Regions from separate parts of the Mus musculus genome. Here region 2 is linked to region 1. Evidence: chromatin loops called from intact Hi-C (ENCODE). Cell type or tissue: heart. All regions are shown on one strand.

What was found. A loop is a pair of places that touch in the nucleus more often than their neighbours do. Peaks named below come from ENCODE experiments on the same cell type or tissue, not always from the same donor. Only the 100,000 strongest peaks of a DNase experiment are listed, where the experiment ranks them.
Region 2: a loop joins it to region 1, with 3 times the contacts of the local background. A loop is called at or near these places in 2 of 42 quality-filtered maps.

The regions. Positions count from the first base shown.
Region 1 is chr6:134,562,589-134,570,588 of GRCm38, forward strand. Lrp6 (low density lipoprotein receptor-related protein 6) reads right to left here and starts at 4,325. Exons shown (of 23, transcript NM_008514.4): 1 at 4,055-4,325. The coding sequence starts at 4,109. In heart, a CTCF peak has its summit at 3,451; DNase peaks (open chromatin) are centred at 3,433, 4,403 and 4,633; H3K4me3 peaks cover 3,010 bases; H3K27ac peaks cover 2,191 bases.
Region 2 is chr6:134,788,865-134,796,864 of GRCm38, forward strand. It overlaps Dusp16 (dual specificity phosphatase 16), which reads right to left and starts at 3,764. Exons shown (of 7, transcript NM_130447.3): 1 at 3,413-3,764. It overlaps 1700055D16Rik (RIKEN cDNA 1700055D16 gene), which reads left to right and starts at 3,496. Exons shown (of 2, transcript NR_151454.1): 1 at 3,496-3,632. In heart, no CTCF peak of the experiment used is centred here; DNase peaks (open chromatin) are centred at 2,547, 3,087, 3,827 and 5,537; H3K4me3 peaks cover 4,164 bases; H3K27ac peaks cover 3,042 bases.

The DNA.
Region 1 (8,000 bases):
GCCAAAATTCATTTGACTGCCTCAAAACGTTGTAATACCTGATTTAAAGGAGAAATCAATTCTGAAAGACTCACTTTTCTAGAAATATTAGTTGTAAACACTTCAGTTTGTTCAGATACCATTCACATCTCTACAAAAAGTGGGCTGGGGGAAGGAAGACAGGCAGCAGAGAATTGTCATATTAACAAGCCCGGCCACAAGAGAACATCTATGTTATACTCCCTTCCCCACAAGGCTCAGGGACCATCTTAAAAGATTTTAAGAGCCAAAAGTCATGCAGGAGCAGAGCAAAATAATGTCTTCTGGCCATGACAGGAGTGCTGCACACATGAACTCACAGCAGCTGTGGTGGGCTGCATAAGACCCACACAAGATCAAGTATGTCAGCATTCCAGCATGGAGGTGGGGAGAGAGGCTCATGCGCTCCCCTCCCTACTGCTACAGAGGAGCTACAGACAGATGGCTTCTGGGGGAGGAAGAGTCCTTTTCTCTACCTGTGTGGCCCCTGACAGATTTACTATGCTCCAGTAAATGGTACCAAACCCACCAGTAGATAGGCAACACAACCTGGACTTGGTAGACTATTTTAAAGACAAAGAACTCAAAGTTCAGAGCGGATGAAAACAGACCTGGGAGAGGTCAGGAGTAAGAAGATAGGAGAAGGGATAGGAGAATAAATATGATCAAAATATATTATATGCATGTATGAGTCTCAAAAATAAAAATATTTTTTACAGGAAATAATAAGAATTTTAAGAAGTCTCCTCAAGCTGGGCAGTGGTGGCGCACGCCTTTAATCACAGCACTCGGGAGGCAGAGGCAGGAGGATTTCTGAGTTCGAGGCCAGCCTGGTTTACAGAGTGAGTTCCAGGACAGCCAGGGCTACACAGAGAAACCCTGTCTTGAAAAACCAAAAAAGAAGTCTCCTCAAAGAAAACCAAGATACAGTACTTACCAAGTACCTATTTCGATGTCATTTGAAAACTTGTTTTTTGTTTTGGGGGTGATAATGGTTGTTATTGATAAAGATTTCTTTTTTTTTCCCATGCTGGCCTCAAACTTACTATGTTGTCTGGGCTAGCCTTGCCTCCTATCAAATGCTGGTACTACAGGCATATGCTTCCATGCTTGCCTTCAAATACTGTAATTCTTGCAGCTGGATTTAAGAGTGCACACTGTCTTCTGGAGAGCCTGAGTTCAGTTCCCAGCATCCACATTAAGTGGCTCACACCACCTGTAACTCCAGCGCCAGAGAACCCATGCTTCATTCATTATATACAGACACACATAGTTTTTAAAAATTAAAAAATTAATTTTTTATAAAACTGTGTGTGGCTCTTTCCAAAAATATTTCATCTAGAAAATCAGAGATAATGTTTTTCCTATTGGTACCTGACTAGACCTAACCTAAGCTGTGGGGTCTGAAAGAGCAAAGCCCTGTCTGCCTTACTCCAGCCGCCCTGAGGAACTGAGATTCACACAGGAGCTACTCCAGGCACACTGGCCAGAGAACGGAGAAAAGCCCTGCTCTACAATGAACTAGCTGACAGAGAGTGCCCCAACTTTTTTTTTGTGCCCCAACTTCTTACAAATGACAACAATATCATCTACTTTAAGCACTCTTGAATCTTAAACAAATTAAATCTCTAATCACCAACAATTGAGGACACATCCATAAATAATAAAAAAAAATTTTCACATATAAAAATAACACTATTTATAGCCATATATGGGGAGGCATGCCTGTGACCCCCACACTCAGGAGGTTGGGAAAGGAGAAGAGTTGAGTTGCACTTGGAGGTCAGCCTGGGCAGCATAGAAAGATCCTGTCTTTAAAACTTTTTAATTAATATTTGGAAAGCACTCCTATGTTACTTCATTAAACACACCTAATAACCCTTGCAAATCAGCCAGACAGGTATTATTACCCATGTTTTATAGATAAGCTGAGACAGAGAGAACCAGAAGCAGAAATAATGAAGATCTAGCTTTAAACTCAAGTCTATGGTGCTAAAATCCTCAACTTTCAAGTTTTTCCCAATATTCTTTGTCACTTGGTAACTAGGACAGGGTGCAGCCTAGCGATGGCAGTATTAAATGACCTTCAACTGCTGGTGAGTAAACAAGGCTATAAGGTACAAAGTCCCAAAGTCACACATCATCACAAACCCAAAGTAAAAGTACCACCTCTTCTGGGAACTACAAGTAATTAAATCACACTTTGCTCCTGGGAAACCAAGGGTGACTGTCACTTATAACAGAGGCTAACAGTGCCAAGAAGTGAAGAAACTTTAAATTAGGAATCGTTTACACCAAAAAGACAGTTTCAGTTGGAATGATATATGCTCACAATTAAATAATGCTAAACAGAAAAACAAAGACCTCCTTAGCATTATTGTATTACATTTAAATAAGCTCCACTTCGGACAGTTACCTCTTCTTGATCTTGTTACACACAATATCATGCTTCACCATCTCTAAACCAAACTCATGCATGAATCTACTCAACTCTAGGCTCAAACCTGTTATCAAAATAAACAAACAGTCCTATGTCCCCTCTAAGAATGGCAGCTGGACTTTCAGGCGCTAAAGCCATCAGAAGTCACAGATTTAGACTTTCCCAACTCTAAATCAATCCACTAGTTCTACATTTTAACTCTTATGAACTTGTCAATCATATTCACATGTTAATAACAACTTTCTCACAGCTACAGCAAAATCTTTCAATGTAGAGTTTACTATAACAAAATAAACACTTGATTATTAAATCTCTTGAGTAATAACATTGAGTTCTCTGCCATGGAAATTAAAACAGCAATTATCTTTCTGGTATTTGCAAAAAGGACTAGACAATTCGGGATACGCTTATTTTTAGAAAATGGTGGGGGGGTTTTAAGGCAAATAGTCTTATTCAAATACACACATGCATAGATGATAGGCTGTCCCATTTACATCATAAGATTGTTAGTTACTATCCTACTTTGCAAACTTCCATACTTCTGACGGACTTAAACGTTGAGCTTGTTAAATTAATAACTAAGAATCCCAGAGAGGTCCCATTAACTGGCACAGGTAAGTTAACAAAAGCGAACAACAAGATACGGCGTCAAACAGCACCTCAATTCTTGCACAGGCAACACTCTCCATGGCACCAGCCCCCATCGCTCATCAACTGAAGACCAGTCGACAAGGTTTCCATTGCAAACTGTCACACAACAAAAAGTCAGGACGTACGTCTCAGCCTCACAGTCCAAATTCAAAACACCACAGAGCCACTACGTTTAAGCGATTCCCATAGCAAATTACCCAGGGCATTCTCTGTTATTTACTAAAGTGCCAAGCAGTTCCCAGGGGTGCCCAGCAAATGATAATTTAGTTCCCAGGATAGGCTCCTCGCCACACAAGGATGACTTCCCTACTTGGTGCCAACTGTACACTTGCACACTCCGCAAACAGGGGGCGAGTCCTGAATACCAGGGGTTACGAGGGCAACGTTTGTGTTTTTATTATGGGCTCAGATGATCCCGAATGCTGAAAAGCGCGACCTATCACCCTAGAGTCAATTTCCAACTGTGCTCTCACCCAGGACCATTCTATCCCCGCGGAAGACAATTATTAGTTGTAACAAGGCCTAGAGAGGGGAGAAGGAAAAAAAAAATAGTGGGGTTTAAAGAAGAAGAAAAAAGTTCACCTAAGAGACACGGGAAAGGTGAGCTCAGGCTTCGAGGGAGAGGGAGGTCAACACCAATGGTGCTGAAAGCGCAACTACAAAAGCCCCTTTCTGCCCCGAGTGCAGGCGAGCCGGGCACCGTCAGTCATTCCGATGGAGTGCGGGGGGCCAGGGGTCCCCCCGAGGCCCGCAGCTTTGTCCGGCGGCGCCGCGGGGCCGGCCAGGGGTGTGCGCGGCGGCCGGGCGCGGCCCCCGACCGCGGGCCCCTTCCTCGCGCGGCTCCCCAGCGCCAGGCCTCTGTCCCCGCCGCTGTCCCCGCCACCTCCCCTCCCCCTCCCGGGACCCCGGCAACTTTTCCCCCGGCCTCGCCTCGCTTCGCCTCACCTCTCAGCAGCACGCAGAAGCTGCAGGCCAGGAGGCTCCTCAGCACGGCCCCCATCTTCCCCCCACCACCGCGCGCGCTCGCGGCCCTCACCGGCGCCCGGCGGCCAGGGGACGCGCGGGCGAGGAGCCGGGGCGGCCGCCGCAGCGGCGGGTCTGCACGCTCATGCTTTCCGCGGCCGCGAGAAGAAAGAAAAGGGCGCACGTCAGGGCTCTAGCGCGCCGCTCCGGCCCGGGCTCGCGCGACGCCAGCGCCTGCCCCCATGCCGCCGCCTCCTCCCGCGGCGCCCCACGTCCCCCGCGCGGCGCCTCATTCAGCCTCTTCCTCTCGCAGCGGCGCAGGGATCCGCCGCGGGGCCGCCGCCGTCTCCCTGCGCGCCCGACTCCCCCCACCCCCGTCCTCAGCGCGCCGCGGCCGGACCCCGGGAGCCGCGACCGCCGCGCGCGCCGACTCCCCGGAGAGCCCCCGCGGGTTGAGCCTCGCGAGCCCCCGCACGCTGCGGGGATAAGGTCTTCCCGAGGCGCATTCCGATGGGATTCTTTCCCCGGGCGGCGGAGGGCGTGAGGCGACGTCGGCCGACACTGGGGCCGGCGTGGTCGGGACTACTTTCTGCGTCCCGGCCCGTCGCCGCCCGCGCCGCTCTTTGTGCGCCCGGCCGCCGAGCCAGGTGGAGCTGCGGACCCCGGGGCTGCCCCGGGACGTAGGAAAATCAAAGTGCCATTGCGGCTTACGCTTTCCCGAAGCGGCGGGCCAGGGGAACGGTGTGCAGAAGCCAACGCGGAGCACATCGCTAGTGGACTGGGTTGAGAATCCTCATCATAGGAAGTAAAATAAACCAGACTCGGACTTTAAAAAAAAAAAAAAGTATGTTTTTCTCCTAGTGTGGAGCCTGCTTTACATATACACATAAAGTCACACACATGGGGAAAAGACAAAGATTGTGGGATTGTATACACATAAGTAAACCTTACTCAGACAAGTTTCCCTCATATGTGGATCTAGGGGTGTGTGTGTGTGTGTGTGTGTGTGTGTGTAGAAATGCCTTTATATATGAGTTAACACATAGATGATAAGAAAATAAAAGTATGACTATCTGGGAAAAAGAGTGAAGCTAATGTTGGGGGAAGAGGCACACACATGTTAAAAGAAAATTATGTGCTTGAATCTTATCCATCATTACATACAATAAATATAAACTAAGAAAAAAATTAAAGAAAAAAAACAATAGTTTTTTGTTTGTTTGTTTATTGCCTTCCAAGAAATACAGACCTTTTTTTGTGAACTAAGCTGACAAGGACTAAAGCTTTCTAAACTGAGAGAGAAAATCCTTAGTAGCTAACAGCAAAGAGAAAATAAAACATGTCTTTTCAGGGGGAGGGGTTACAGGTCTGAGAGAAAAAAAGGAGCCCCCAAAACAACCTCTACCACTACATGTGCAGTGGGCATTTCCAAGTAATAGCCCAAATGCCCTCTGCAGTCAACTGGCCAGCTTCAGCCTAGGCCAGCCAGCTCCAAACGTTAACCATCAGCTGTGTCCTGTCCAGCCATCACACACCCTTTCTGCAGGCGAATGGGCAAAGGGCTCACCTAGGGCTTGCAAGCAATTTATCAGATGGGCCACTCAGAACTAACCTGAGATGAGACTGGCTTTGCTGTGATTCTCTTGGCACACATGAAGAATTTGAGACACTCGGTGACTTATCCAAGGCCACTCAAGTCCTGAGTAACAGAACCTGAAGCAACCAACTTGGAGGATTGTACAGGAGTGTTAGGAAATGTTTTCAGGTAGGCTGGTGAGGGAGCGCGGTGGGTAAAGGCACTTACCTCTAAGCCTGACAGCCTAAGTTCAATCCCTAGGGCCCACAATGTGGAAGGAGAGACCTTACTCCTTCCAGCTGTCTCTGACCTCCATTTATATGATATATGCCGTGGGACTCACCCTCTCCAGGACACACACACTTTTTTGTAAACAACAACAAAATTTGCATGCTTAAAAGTAGTGAAGATGGAGAACAGAAGGGGATCTGGCATGGTGGCAGGCTTTCATGTGCAAGACCCTAGATCGCTCTTGTACTGTGGGAAGAAACTGAAAATTTCAATTTTGCTGATGTAACTTGTGTGCATATGTGTGCACAGACCTATTGTATACTTGAGCAAAGACCAGAACTGATAATGCAAAAGTAGGTATCAGGATAGAGGTGCACTTTTCTTCCCTGTCCTTTAATAGACTGTGTTTTTATTTCCTAAAGATACTGGAGTGAACCTCTGTAATAGAAGCCTAGCAACAATGCTATTCTCATTGTAGAACAGATTTGTCACTCAGCCATTTAATTGCACATTAGACACGGTCCCTGGGCTAAGTGTTGGTGATTTAACAATGAGAATAACCATAGCCCTCACACTCAAGCTAACACCCTGATTTGGAAACACACATGAGTTAAAAATGTTATACTTGCTAGATGGAGACACTCTTGAGTTTGCCTAGATAGTTCAAAGAATGAGAAAATACCTGGAGAACCCTGGCTTGAAATGTCCCTCGAGAGTCTGCTTAGCTGACCAGGCCAATGAAGCATCCCAGGCAGAAAAAGGATGGGTGAGAAGGCACGGGGCTAACTAGAGCACTTGGCATGCTGGGGATTTGAAAGTAGCTCCACCTTGCTAAACCATGGGGCTTTTGGAGAATGTCAAGAAACGAGGGTGGACCATTACATAGGAATTGTGTTTATTACTAGAGAAGGTATTTATTTGTTTATTCATTCATTCATTCCTTTGCGGGTGTTGAGGCAGAGTTTCGTGTAACCCAGGATGATGTTCAACTCTCTGTATAGTCAAGGATGACCGTGAGTTTCTGATCCTCCTGCCTCCACCTTCCAAATGTTTGGATGACGAGACAGTGTCACTACTCCCAGCTTAATAAAAAAAAAAAATGGTGTAAGCCAAGCTAAGTTTAGAGGGTATTCAGAAATTTTGCATATGATAGCGAACTCTGAAAAAGGGTCAGTCCACAACAGGCCTGAGGGGTGAAGAGGTGGAATTTAAAGGAAACAAGACATCAAAACAGTAGGACTTGTAAAGAGAGAGGTGCTGAGGGGGACTTCAGGTCTCTAAGTGAAACAGGAGTCTCTTATACCAAGAAAAGACAAGCCCAGGAAACCATTTCAAGCAGGTGTGTAACACAGGCTAGTAGTGTTAGCACTTGTGAGGTAAAGGCCGGAAGCTCAGGAGCTGAAGGCCAGCCTCACCTACAATGAACAAAGGAAAAGCATTTCAAAAGCCAGGTATAGTGAGCAGCCTGTCATCTCAACACTGTGTGGGAGGCTGAGGTGGGAAGAGCCTGAGCTTAGTTCAGTTTGGGCTGCATAATAAAGATTTACATCCTAACACACAAAAGCCATTGAGAAGGAAAGCGGTCATAAGTTACGCCATACTATAGGGCTTCTGGGTTTTTTTAAGATTTGCTATTAATTTTCTGTATGTATCTGTGTCTGTGTGTGTCTGTGTGTCTGTGTATGTCTGTGTCTGTGTTTGTCTGTGTGTACCTGTGTCTGTGTGTGTTTGTGTGTCTGTGTATGTCTGTGTCTGTGTTTGTCTGTGTGTACCTGTGTCTGTCTGTGTCTGTGTCTGTGTCTGAGTCTGTGTCTCTGTCTGTCTGTGTCTGAATCTGTGTGTGTCTGTGTGTGTCTGTGTGTGTCTGTGTCTGTGTCTGTGTCTGTCTGTGTCTGTCTGTGTCTGTGTCTGTCTGTGTCTGTGTCTGTGTCTGTGACTGTGTCTGTGTGTGTCTGTGTCTGTCTGTGTCTGTCTGTGTCTGTGTCTGTCTGTGTCTGTGTCTGTGATTGTGTCTGTGTGTGTCTGTGTGTGTCTATGTATGTCTGTCTGTGTCTGTGTCTGTGTATGTCTGTCTGTGTCTGTGTATGTGTATGTCTGTCTGTGTCTATGTCTGTCTGTGTC
Region 2 (8,000 bases), 230 kb after region 1:
TCTGGGAATTAAGTTTTATGCTTACATATAGTTATATAATCACAAAAATCCATCTCCTCACCGCTAGATTGTGTTTTTTAATACAAAGAAACAGAAAACAGAGATCTGACTTTCTGATGACAAGAGACCTACATCATTAACCAATATCAATCAGGAAGACGATGACAATTAATTATTCTCTTCTTGTTGAAGTATCAAGGGGTATTTTTCCACTTATACCTCTTTCCTTTTATCCCAAGGTGTATCCTATTTCCTCCTATACTGGTCATACCCCTGGCATACACATACTGGCATGTGTACACACACACACACACACACACACACACACACACACACGCGCGTCATCTTGCCGTAGATTCTTCTTTTGAAGCACTCTTGTTTTTCTCCGGTCATGTATCTGATTAAATTCCTCGCCTCCTAGCTTAGTCAGTGTAAAAGAGTGGCCTCTTCTTAAAGCTTAACCCTGATTCTTTACCTCCAGCCAGCCTTCAGGACCCTTCCCTCACAAAGCCAACCCTTTATCTATCTAAATAAAAGAAGTGTATGAAAATGAGAGATTATCCACAATACAAGTAAATTGGGAAAATGACATCTGGCTTTGAAATATATGTAGCTTTAGGTAAGATTCATTTTATGATTTTGCTTAAACCAACATTAGTAAGATTGTTTTTTCTTTATGATGGTGAACATCAGTCTCAATTTTAAAATCTGATAATTACTACTTTAAAGATAATCAAGCATCAAGTATATTTTGTTTCCTATCAAGTCTTTTTAACATGTATAATCTGTTGAAATATGTTGAAAAACTTGTTTTCTGTTATGCCTGGTTATCTTCTTGGGGAGTTTTAAGCCATGAGATTTCCCTATATTAATCTACTTCTTCAAGTTATTGTATCTTCTGTTTGAGAACTCAATGCACTTAAAAAACATTAGTGCCCAATGAAGTTATTAGTCCAATAAGATACAACAGAAAAATGTCTTTGTTAGAAATACCAGGAACACATAAGACTCTAGGATAAATTACACTGGTAAATGATATCAAGTTATATTTTACAGGACTTTATGGTTGGGTGAAAATAGAAAAGGCTTAACAATGAACATGTATATAAACTTGTTTGTTTAATATATTAAGTCCAGATAATGAAAATTCTATGAAATTCAATTTCCTAATTCAGGCAGTTAGAGAAGAAAAAAAAAAAAGCTATTTTAACACTCCAACATTGTTCCTGTTCTTCTCTAACTCGAGCCAAGCTTCCTTCAAACTTCTCAGACCTACTCTTTCTCTATGTGGGAGGGAACATAGTTTACACCTAGGTCCTCACCTAACCCCAGCCAGACTCTTAAACCAGCTGACCTCTGCCTCCTCTTTTCCACTCTACAAATAAATCTTCAATGTGTAAGAAAGCAGGAGAGAGGGGAACTGAGTTACCAGGATCTTCCTCTTTGACCCCTTTCTCAATTCCTATAATTAAACCTCTGTTCAAATAGACCAGGAACCCCCAATTTCGTATTAACATTTTAAATTTATAGGTACTCAACTACATTCACCAAGCTGAACTATGAGACAAGAACTTCCAAACTGAACAGAGTGAGGGGTGGGGAGGGAGTGGTAACTGTGTACTTCTGTTCCTGGCCCTGTCTACTGAAACTCACCATCTGAAACACTGAAGGAAAATCAGCACAATTCTAGGATAAGTATTTCACTTGAGTTGCTAAGATACCAGAGAGTAAAATAAAACAAAAAATTGTAACTATCATTATCAACAGTTTATACTTTCTAAACATCAGCTTATTCACCACTTACTAAAATGCAAAATAAACTTACTTCGAATTTTCTCCCCATTTGGAACTCTGATAAACACAAAATCTTACACCTTAAAACTAATAATTCAAGCTGAAGTTCTGAATTTGTCCATAAGATGGTAAATGTTATGAAAATATCAACATTCCACAATGTCTTTAAACACAATAAGTTCCACAGTTTTATTTTTTACATAAAGACAAAACCCTTTTGCAGTGCCTGGTCACATTTTGACTAGAATACACAAAGCCACAGACACTTCAGTTTTCAATTTACTTCTCCAAGCGACTGGTCTTCACCCAATAGAGAATTCTATAAATCTGAATTACAGCCTCCCACAGTGTGCTCGCTAATATTTGAATTGTCTCAATTGTTAAGCTTTTTTCCCCTTCTTCTGAAATTTACCTTTAAAGGTCTTTTCTTTAAGGGAGATGAAAAAGTGTAGGCTTTTTGAGGAAGTAGTTGTTAACTGTATGTACTATCAAGCTCCACAGAGTGGCCAAAGAGGCTTATTCCCCCTGAGAATCTATTTCAGAGAGAGAGAGATAACGTGAGCAGGAGAGAACACATACCTGGTCATTTTCCCAGCAGGTTCGATAGGTTTGATTCGCTTGTAAGAGCAGAGTATTTACTTACAATCTTTAAAAGCAAAGTGGCACCCAGCGCACTGTGTAAATAAAAACCTCAGAGGTTTAAAAACCCTCATCCTAACTCACTTCCCCTTGGTTCAGGGGACGGCACAGCCAACCCCACAGCAAATGAGATTATGCAACAGGTTTTTCCTCTCTAATCATGGGCTGATTAGAGGTGTGCGTTCTCCAAACAATCTGAGACACACAGGACTTCAAAACACCAAGGATCTTTGCAACAGGCGTTTAAGAAAAGTTCTTTCCAATTTTGCACAAGCCATTCATTTTAAGATCTCCTTGTACTTTCCCCAAGTGTATTATCAGCTTTCTGTAGGAAACAACCCGTCGCTCTTAAAGAGTTTGCATGTATGTCCTCCTTAGGGTTTTTTTTTTTCCACGTGAAACTACACCGTACACACACACACACACACACACACACCGTCCGTTGTTTCCCCGTTTTCATGTCTCACATTTTACAGCTACTGTAAATAAAGGAGTCACCGGCGGACCGTTTTCCTCCAACACCGTGACGGGAGCCCCGGAATGAAAGTTGAGTTTTGGGGGTGGGTTTTTTTTTTTTTTTCCTTGTTTAAGGAAGCGACACGGTCGCTCCCCAGGTGGCCTCGCTGGCTGCCTGCACACACACAAGGTGAATTTGGGATTATGGAAACAGTCAGGGCCCCACTTGGCAGGCGTGTTGTGTAACAGTCTGGAAGTGAGCAGCTTCGCCCGCCCAGGTGCCGGCGACCCGCGGCCCGGGGCTCGTTCGCCCGCTCGCCCGCTCGCCCGCTCGGCGCGGCGAGGCCGGGGCGCCCCCGCGGCTCGGGCCGACCCCCAGCGCGGCCTACACACCCCCCGCCGCCGCCGTCGCCGCTCCGGGCCGCCGTGGCCCGCCGGCCCCCGGCCGGGGAGAGCGCGCGGCGGCCGGCACGAGGAGCGGACGCGCCTCCCAGCCGGCCCGCGGCCCGCCGCGAACACTTACTTGAGGGGCCGCCGGCTCCAGGCTCGCGGAGGGGAGCGAGCGTTGTCACCGCGTCGCCCAGCCGTCGCTCGCGCGTCCTCCTCGCCGCCGGGGCTTCTCCTCTGAAGGGTGGGCGGAGAGCTTAGCGAGAGCCCGGGCGTTTGCAACTTTTCTTCACTTTCTCTTCCACCGCCCCCCGAAAGAGGGAAAAAAAAATGTCGACAGGGATGAAGAAGTTGAGGTAAAGTTGGGGGTCCGCGCGGGAAAAGCGAGAGGGGGAGGGTAAATGGTTGGAAACGGGATGAGAGCCCCCCCAAACGGTGATGCCCGCAGGAGGGGACCAGGGGGGGTAGTGTGGGGGTTGGGGAGAGAGAAAGAGTCGCTGGTCAGGAAACTTCAAGCGCGGATGAGGTCATCGGTTTAAAAATAAAGAGATGGCGTCACTTGAAACCAATCCCAGTGAATGAACTCAGCGGAGCCCGGGGGGGAAAGGAGGAGACGGGCGAGGGCGGGGCGGGGGGCGGGGTGGGGGGGCGGGGTCTCCGGCCCAGGCCGCGCATCGCCCGCCCCTCGGCGCTCGTCCCCGCGAGCCGGAGCCTCCGGAGCCTCCGGGAGGCGGGCTCGGGTCGCGTACCGGGCCGACCGAGCGGCGCCTCGGCGCTCCGGGTTCGCGGCCCGGGAGCCTGGGTCTGTGGCCCGCCCGCCTCCTGCCCGCGCTGGGGTCTCTCCTCCGACGGAGGCGGCTGCTCCAATGCCCCCACTCTAGGGGAAGGAAAGCAAGGCGATCTGAGAGTGCTGCAGTCAATCATTTTGTAAGAAGGTCCCGGAATCCCAAATCCGGGGCTTTTCTCTTGAGAGGGAAGTTACAGGTACTTGAAGGAAAACTGCACCGGTGATATCAAACATATCTTCACCTATGTCTTCGTCCTTGAAAGACCCTACTACACGAGTGCGGGCAAACGCAGCCAAGAATTATTTTTTCTAAAAGAATCTTTTCTGCGTGCCCTCGAGATGGCTCAACAAGTAAAGGGTCCATGCGGTGGAGAGAACCGCCTTTGAAAGTTGTCCTCAGTCCACATGCTGTTCCCCACCCCGCTACACACACACACACACACAAATAAATAAATAAAATGTAATACACACACACAAATAAAATGTAATAAGACGTTAAAGGTATTTTAGGGTTGTTAGGAGCACTGACGGCTCGATTCCCAGCACCCACATGGCAGCCCAGAACCATCTGTAACTCCAGTTCCAGGGGATCTGATGCCCTCCGCTGACCTCCATGGGCACCGAGCACACATGGGGCGCACACACAAACATGAAATCAAAACGCCCTTACACATTAAGTAAGTATTCTCGACATCGGTAGTACAGCATCATCTTTAAGTCAAACCAGAGTTCACTTGCTTTCAAGAGATGCAAGACCTACTTGAGCCTACTTTAACTCCAAGTCTTTCATGGGTTTGGGTTTTTTGTTTGTTTTGGTTTGCTTTTGCTTTTGCTTTTTTCTCCCTTCTTTTCAAAGTAGCTTTGTTTTGAGACACTACCTACTTAGGAAAATGAGAGACCTGAGGTGGCGACAACCACTCTCAGCAACTGAATAGGACAATCGAAGCTTTATTCCAGTGTTCTTTGAGCATCTGAGCTTGAAGCTTCTACTAAAAAGGACTCACGTGGATATCACATAACAAAGATGAGATCAATGACAGAAAAGCACACTTCGAGTGGACTGGCCCAAGAACCAGATTCCTGTACCCCTCAACACACGCCATCTGCAGGGTACTGAAGTAAGGATTCCGGCCTTCAAGCAGTATGTTGAGGTGAATCGATGTGGGCACCGCCTAGGTGGCTTGGCGTGCTTTCCGAGTGGGTTAGAAAGGTAACGTTTCTGTTAGTCCTCTCCCACCTTTAAACCCTGCAACAAAGGTGCACCCGTTAAGGCTGGCAATCATTAATCATTTAAGGTAACCATTATGGAATATGCCTCCGGGGACTTGCAGGTCATCTTTCAGAGTGAAAAAGGGAGCCCTTTTGGAGGTGAGAACCGCAGAAGCTGCAAGCTGAGCTTGCCGATGCCGACCCAGCTTAGAGGAGAGGTGCCTTTGACCTTCTGCGGATTTGAGTGGAGGCGGCTCCCTGTCCTCTCGTGGCAGGACGCGGTACTGCAGCGTCACCAGCTGACAACCACCAAGACGCCTGCTTTTGGAAGTTGGGAGAGGAGTAGGTGAAAAAGAGCTATATAAGGAGTCCCCTAGCTCAGGAAAAAAAAAAAAAGTTTGTTTGTTTGTTTGTTTTTTTAAATGTTCTGGTCTAGCCAGGTGTGATGGTACACAGGTAGCAAGACAATTCTGGCACTCGGGACACTGGCTGGACCAGCGTGGTGGCTCTCTGGGTAAAAGGCCTGAGGACCTAAGTTCCATCCTGGGATACACAAGGAAAGGAAGTACTCCTGGTCTCCACAGCCAACACGAGGCATGTCTGTGCATACACTCATCGCATACACATATACACTTTAAAAGAGACTGTGGCAAGAGGATTGAAAGCTAGAGGCTAACTTATGCTACAGAGGTTGACTGTCACAAGCAACAAAGCCAAGTGCAACTGTCCCCTTCATGAAGATGGCTGTCTTTGGTTTATCAAGGAACCGGCAGCCGGTGTTTCACAGAAAACGGTCTTACTGGGTCAGGATTTCAATGCGCTAGAAACAGAAAGAGTGGAAAGGATGAGATGCCGTCCTTTCAAAAGGCTTGAGAAAAAGAGGATAAATTCCAGTAAAGCATAAGTGTAGAACATTTAAACCCTCCAAGGTCATAGTGGTCTGGCAGCCTATCTCAGGTTCAGCTTGCTCCTGATAGTATCCTGTGGGTGTTTTGTGTGCTTGTTTGTTTTCACATTTGTTTATTTATTTATTTATTTATTCATTTATTTATTTACATACTAGGGGTGGACCATGGTACACTTGTAAAGGTCAGAGAACAACTTGCCAAACAACTTAGTGTCCACATGTGGGGCCTATTGGTCAAACTCAGGTCGTCACACTTAGCAGCTCACACCTTTACCTGCCTCAAACCTAACCAGACATGCTCCGTGTTTGTTTGTTTCGTGTTTCGTGTTTTGTGCAGAATCCTACTCTGTAGCCCAGGCTGGCCTGGAATTTCATTAATTCTGCTATCTTAGTTTCATTAATTCTGCTATCTTAGTCTCCAGATTGCTGGAATTATAGGCATGACAACCATGACTGGCCTCTAAAGCTCTTTTTTTTTTTTTTTTTTTTTTTTTTTTTTTTTTTTGGTTTTTCGAGACAGGGTTTCTCTGTATAGCCCTGGCTGTCCTGGAACTCACTTTGTAGACCAGGCTGGCCTCAAACTCAGAAATCCGCCTGCCTCTGCCTCCCGAGTGCTGGGATTAAAGGCGTGCACCACCACGCCCGGCTTAGCATATTTTTAATATTATGTAGAATCCAAGTTTGAAGTTCTGGCCAAGGGCATTTCTGGCAAGTAAAATAATATATGTACATATATATAAATTACATATGTATATGCATATATTATACACACACATACATACATACATACATACATACACACATACATGGTGAAGTGCTGAAAATACCTTTTCCTGTTTTGATGTTCTCACTTCCCAACTACTGGAATGTGTGTAATACTACATCTGGCTTATACTGGATTTTTAATCCTCATAACAACCTTTATAAAAGGGATTCTGGCTTTGTAGCCCAGGTTATTCTCAGACTCATGTACCCTAGGCTGGCCTCAAACTTGTAGTTACCCTACCTCAGCTTCCCCCAAATGCTGGCGTTAGAGATATGTGTCCCCATACACAGCTTATGTTTATGATTTTTTTTACATTGAACAAAACAGAGACTGGGAAAAAAATCAAGGAGCTTTGCAAGGACACATAAGTGGTAATAAGAAGTTGAAACTAAATTCAAGTGTCCCCATGAGACCAATTTGTTTAGAAAATACAGAATATGAGTTCCAAATAACACTAAAGCAATATCGCTTCTCTTAGCATACACTTCTGTGGAGCTTGTGACTCAAATATAAGCTGCAGAGGGGCTGGAACTCGCCAGCTACAGAGTCCAGGGGCACATGGTGGACATGTACAAGGTATTGACACCAAGTCCTCTGAGTCACTGTGAGGTTTAAATCCTGTGCCAAGTAAAGCGCCGAGTACCTGTACGGTGACATGGTAACCACCTCACGCCACTCCTTCCGCCTTAGGAAACCCTCATATGGAACCGACCTAGATGACGACCCACAGACTGAACTGGGGTACAGAGAATGAGGAAGCTCATTCCAGGAAGAAGAAACAAGTACAACAGGAGAAACAGAAGTAATGTGTGTCGAAACAGCATTTGACTGCAATAGTATAAAGTCTGGGAAACAATTTAGAGCTAGATTACGTTAGGACCCAGCCAAAGAATTTACATGCTGTAAGTAACGGGAAATAGTAGGAATTATATTTTTTTTTCCATTTTTTATTAGGTATTTAACTCATTTACATTTCCAATGCTATACCAAAAGTCCCCCATATCCACCCACCCCCACTCCCCTGCCCACCCACTCCCCCTTTTTGGCCCTGGTGT